Regions from separate parts of the Mus musculus genome. Here region 1 is linked to region 2. Evidence: chromatin loops called from intact Hi-C (ENCODE). Cell type or tissue: left cerebral cortex. All regions are shown on one strand. Links, peaks and the distances in the headings refer to the core of each region. The heading gives the core; the rest is flanking DNA. Region 1 has its middle 4.7 kb from the start of Gm30108. Region 2 overlaps Camk2g (calcium/calmodulin-dependent protein kinase II gamma).

The links. Hi-C counts contacts between places; a loop is a spot of excess contacts. Peaks named below come from ENCODE experiments on the same cell type or tissue, not always from the same donor. Only the 100,000 strongest peaks of a DNase experiment are listed, where the experiment ranks them.
Region 1: a loop joins it to region 2, with 2.8 times the contacts of the local background. A loop is called at or near these places in 10 of 42 quality-filtered maps.

The regions. Positions count from the first base shown.
Region 1 is chr14:20,797,484-20,800,400 of GRCm38, forward strand. No RefSeq gene overlaps it. Among named protein-coding and RNA genes, the nearest start is that of Gm30108, 4.7 kb to the left of the region's middle. In left cerebral cortex, for the core only: a CTCF peak has its summit at 1,497 (motif pointing left); a DNase peak (open chromatin) is centred at 1,487.
Region 2 is chr14:20,745,988-20,748,904 of GRCm38, forward strand. It overlaps Camk2g (calcium/calmodulin-dependent protein kinase II gamma), which reads right to left. Exons shown (of 21, transcript NM_001360186.1): 15 at 1,832-1,864. Among named protein-coding and RNA genes, the nearest start is that of Ndst2, 13 kb to the left of the region's middle. In left cerebral cortex, for the core only: a CTCF peak has its summit at 1,141 (motif pointing right); DNase peaks (open chromatin) are centred at 1,094, 1,626 and 2,526; H3K27ac peaks cover 826 bases.

The DNA.
Region 1 (2,917 bases), core at 160-2,659, 52 kb after region 2:
ATACACATATATGTGCATATGTATGTAAATATAAAGTGTGTATCACCACCACCATCATCATCACCATTAGTATTTGGGTTTTCGAGACAGGATTCCTCTCTGTAGTCCTGTCTGTCCTGGAACTCATTCTATAGAACAGGCTGGCCTCAGACTCAGAGATCTGCCTGCCTCTACGTCCTAAGTGCTGGGATTACTACTACTACTACTACTATTATTATTATTATTATTTAATGTGTATGGGTTTTTGCCTACATGTCTGTGTACTAGATGCGTGCCTAGTATCCTTTGAGGCCAGAAGAGGGAGTCAGAGCCTCTGGAACTGGATAGTTATGAGCCACCATATTGGTGCTGGGAATTAAACCTAGTCCTCTGGAAGAGCAGCAGTCAGTGCTCTTTAACAATTGAGCTGTCTCTTCAGTCCTTGTGTGTAACTCTTGGTCAAAAGGAAGTTTAAAATCTGCTGGACCAGTAGCTTCTCTGAGCCCTTCCAACTTTGTAAGAGTCTAGTACCAGTTTCACAAGAGGCGATAAGATCATGCGTGAGCCCTCTTCAAGGAACTCTGAAAGAATTAAGCGATGGTGGAGCATTTGAAAACTATGAACATGATGTGATAATTCGGATAGGAAAGCCTAAGTAAAAATGAAAGCCGTTAAGACAACCCCCAACTCCGGAGTAAGAGGTGTCCTTGTTCTGGAGGCCACATTGGGAGAGTGGGCTCAGCACTCAGTGCGCATGCTCCCAGACAAGTCACGGGGTGAGATGAGAGTATTACCCCCATCCCTCCACTGACAGCTAGAAAGGGGCTAGGAAACGCAAATGAAACCGACCGCAGAACCCCTTTAAGGGGGAGCCAATATATTTGACGTAAGGGATTGAGTTCCAGAAGATTTGAGTAAAGGGGACTGAGATTTTTTTGGGTGAGAGGCTGAGGTTGTTTGAGGTGGGAGCCGCAGTATGGATGTGAGGAACTGAGGTGTGGGGTAGAGTCTGAGGCACCAGATTGAAAAGCTGAGCTCAGCAGTTTGGTGAGTTGTAAGAACATGTAACGTGTGCAGCCAAGATTTCTGGGTTGCAGAGTCACCCAATGGGAGAGTACTGAGTGTGTGCAAAGCTCTGAGTTCATCCCCAAGGAGAAATAAGAACAAATTCCCTTCCATTGTCTAAACAAGAGGATCAGAGGGCAGTGTAGACTTGCTCTTCTGCTCTCCCGGGTCCTCTGATTCTTGTCCCTTCTGCCGTCCCCTTTTAGACTAGGTGTTCACTGAAGGCAGGAAGTATCTAATTTTTTCCATTAAACGCTCAGCGCCTGGCACTCATTAAATATTTGTGAAATGAATAAAGGATGGGGGTGGGGTGTGGATAAGATACTTGGAGAGGAAGATGAAGCACAGCGGAGAGGTAATAGCGCCTCCTTAGAGGCTAACGAAAGATGCTGAGCCACCAACCACCGCCTGCACTAGCTCTGCTGGACAGGAAGAATGGCATGTGCCGCCCCCTGGTGGCTGGATGTGAGTCACACTAGAGCTTTCAGGGAGATGATGTTACAAGGGACATTCACTATGCATTCTGCATATGCTATATAATTTATGCACTCCCCTGTGAGTACAGAAGCTACCTACTTCATCTTACAGAAGGGGAAGCCTGTAAAAGTAAAATAGGTTGCCCAAAGGCAACAGCTCCTGGAGAAACAGTCAAGATAAAGGCCAACTGAAAGCCAGTCAACAGGAAGAGTGTGTGAAAAACAAAACGTCACGCAGTGGTGGCACACACTTTCAACCCCAGCATTTGGGAGGCAGAGGCAGGCAGATCTCTGTGTTTCAGGACAGCCTGGTCTACAGAGTTAGAACTAGCTCCAGGACAGCCAGGGCTACACAATGAAAGGCCATAGGGATGATTTCATGGGATGTAAATTGAAACCTTAAAGTCAATGTGACCTTAGCTTCAAAGGCACTGTGTCCAGACTTTACTCAGAGGTCAAATCTATCCACCCACCCACACATCCACACATTCATTCATCCATCCATCCATCATCCACCCACCCACCCATCCACACATCTATCCATCCATCCATCCATCTACACATCCATCCATCCATCCATTCACATCCATCCATCCATTCACATCCATCCATTCATCCATCCACACATCCATCCATCCACCCACACATCCACACATTCATCTATCCATCCATTCATCCATCCATCCATCTATCTATCCATCCATCCATCCATCCATTCACACATCCATCCATCCATCCATTTGACTGAACACTTTGCTCTGCTCTTCTCACTTGGAACATAGGAAGGAAGAATCCAGCAAAATCCCTGCCTTTGTGGAGTTTACATTTCTATAGGAAGGCAATGAACCAAGAAAAGTAATTTCAGACTCACTTCTACTGCTGAGAAAGTAAAATGAACTTATGGCGTTTGGTTCAGGTACCCACATGGTATCTCACAACTGCCTTTAACTCTAGTTCCAAGGAGTTCAGTGTGCTCTGGCCTCCGAGGGCACTGCAAGCACACATTGCACATCACACACACACACACACACACACACACACACAAATAAAAACTATTATTAAAAACTGTCAGTATGGGCTGGAGAGCTAGCTCAGCAGTTAAGAGCACTGGCTGCTCTTTCAGAGGTCCTGAGTTCAATTCCCAGCAACCACATGGTGGCTCACAACTGTCTGTAATGGGATCTGATGCCCCTTCCTGGTGTGTCTGAAGATAGCAACAAATAAGTAATTCTTTTAAAAAAAACCCAAAAAAACTGTCAGTATACTTGAGGGGTAGAAAGGAGACTCTGGTGTAGAGTGGCAAGAGAGAGAGAGAGGTGGGAAAGCACCTACAGGCCCTAGTTAAACTGCACTGCCCTTTTACAACCAACCTCGAGTTCCTTCAGGGTCTAACACTC
Region 2 (2,917 bases), core at 130-2,629:
TGGGTGGGAGCAATGGTTAGAGAGATGGACAATTTGGGGAGCCTCAGAGACCTAGCTCTGAAGGCATCCTCCCTGCAGGACTGGCCGAAGCATCTCTTCAGAAATTTCTGCTTACTCCAGGTGCCACGTCACTACAGAGTCACACCAGATGCAAAGAAATTCAGGATTTTTTCCCCACATTACAGGTGGGAAAGATGGTGACTTAAAGCAGAATAAAAACTGGGAACTTTGGCTCCCCTGTTGCCCTTTCCCCGACACCTGCATTTCCTTCCCCTCTCAAGACAACAGCCCAAGCCTGATGTGAAGAGGGGGAAGGAAATGAGCACGAGCACCTGGCCTTTGGGGTGGAATTCAACATGGGTATAAAATGTAGCCACAGATCTCCCTGCTGTTCATCTTCCACCTGGTAAGTCCTGGACTTGAGCAGCTGGAAGTGAGGGCACAGCCCCAGGGAAGGGCAGGCAACTCTCAGCGGTGGTTGTGGCTGCAGTCCCAGCACTCAGCTCCCAGGAAAGAACAAGCCGCCCAGCAAGCCAATATTCCTAATGGCAACTCGACCACCAGGGATATTCCTTGCTTTCTCAAACATTACAGAGTGACGCAGCCAAGAAAGAGTGTGAGGGGCTGGAGAGGAAGGAAGAAGGCCAATCTCCAGTGCAGGGACCCACACCAGTGCGCTCTGCCTCTTCAGATTTCTTGAACAGTTTAACTCAGTCTCCCTGGGTCCCAGTGTAGTTACAGCCACGAAGGAGCAGCGTCACAAGGTGACTTCTTCCACAGGCAGAGACAAACATTATGTGCCTTTATTCAGAGTGTAAGTGAAGACGTGCTGATGGTCAGAATGCATTTCTTCTCTGCACAGACCGCATCCAGACTCTTCTACCTCTTGTCTAGAGGCCTCATGGGCCAGATCTAAGTTATATAACCTCAGCTGCTGTCAGTGGCTGAGAGCTCTTAAAACCCGGGCTAGGCATGGAATCTTGAGTCAACATCAAGCACTATAAAGATGCTACTGAATTCTACCGGCTGGAAAGAAGTTCCCATGTTAACAACAACAGCAGCAACCGCAACCCATCACCAACAAAACACAACATAGCAACTGCTATCTTCTGTTCCTATCCTGAGACAGCAGAGGGCAGAATTCTCCTGATTTCCTGGTTGGGGCTGACTGGAGAAGGGTGCCCAGCTTACAAAGCTCTGTTTGACCTTAAGACCTTTGCAGGGGAAGAATACTCCAAGATAAGACAAGTGCCACACCTGTGGTTATAAAGGATGGTAGGTATAATGACTAGGTTGCTGGTTCCCCATGCCCAGCATTCCATGAGAAAAGATGCTCACTGTAGCTGTTCCCCCTGAGGGCTGGGTGGGCAGGCTACAACCCTGGACCTAGCAGGAAAATGGGATTTTTCGCAGGAGAACAAGGTTTAGAGTCACAAGCCGACCATTAGTTCTTCTCATTACACAGCTGCCTACTGAACTTCGGGCCCCAGGAAGCAGCTGCTCATATCTCCTGAGTGATAGATAGTCTCTCCCTGTGCTTGCCGCCTTTCCCAAAATCCCTTCCAGCTTTACTCTCTACAATGCATGTGGGAGGCTCTTCAGCCTCCACAGCAAGAGGTGCCATATAACACCTTCCAGTGCCCATTGCTAAGGCCACTGGTGACCTTGGGCAATGGCCCCCCGCCTGGCAGGACAGGCCACACCTGCCCACACAGCACAGACATGCAGTGAGGATGAGTGACGCACACGCACATGGCAGAATGGGTCTGCATGGCTGGCAGGCGGGCACAAGCAGCATGAAGTGGAGGGTGGGTGGGCAGGCAAGGCTCACCATTAGGTGCACGCTGGAACTCGACTTCCTTTTCTGGACACACCACAGCAAGAGGGAAAGAGAAGGGGAGAGAGGAGGTGAGAAGAGAAGCCCAGACACACCGCAGGTTAGTGCACCAGCTCGGGCTCTGCATCGAGGGAGAGGAGGGAGAGGAGGAGGAGGGAGAGGAGGGAGAGGAGGAGGAGGAAGAAGAGGAGGTGGAGGAAGAAGAGGAGCAACCCGGAGTCCAGCATTAAAGGGGTTAAAACAGTACACAGACCACAGGCACATACACTTTTCCAGCCGCTGGAGAACTCTTCTGTCGGATTCACAAAGAAAATTTAGTGTACTCTGAGAAGTATGTCTTGTTCAGTCACGTGTGTGTGTGTGTGTGTGTGTGTGTGTGTGTGTGTGTGTACAATATTTGACTGCTGCAAAATTACAGGTTTGGGTTGATAGGACTGGCACACCAACAAGGGTATTCTACAGCTAGGTCTGTCTGAAATGTGAGTGGGTAGCTACCAGAGATACAACAAAAGCTACTACAGGATGCTCTCAGCTTTAGTAACTCTTGACTTCTGAACTCAGACCTCAATGAAACTGTGAGTGCTGTTCAGATAAAACTCTGTGGATCTTATGGTTAAAATTTGCCACTCTGTTCCCTGTCAGCACAGCCATGCTGGTTTAAAAGACGTGCATGTTCTCTTGCTTTCTGTCATTACTAGAAATAGAAACATAGCAGTGCTGGTAATTAAGACTACAGTGATCAGAAAGACGCAGGGATGGGAAGCCAGGGGAGTGCTGGGTTGTAAGTAACTCTTTAACTGCCACCAGATGCTCTGACTCAGGTTCATGTGAGACTGGAGCATCAAAATCAAGACCAAACAGCACATTAAAGGTACACCAGAGTAGACTAAGAGGCGAAGGGCAATTATGACTTTTATAATTAGCTCACTGGGAGACAGAAGTCTCTTCGGAATATGTCTGTTGTCTGACTTTTGTACATTCACTTAACGATATCCAATACTGCATACTGAGGGTTGTTCTGGGCGTAATAAACGTATCTGAGAAGTGCTTTCTGTCCTCATGGGACCAACATTCTACTTT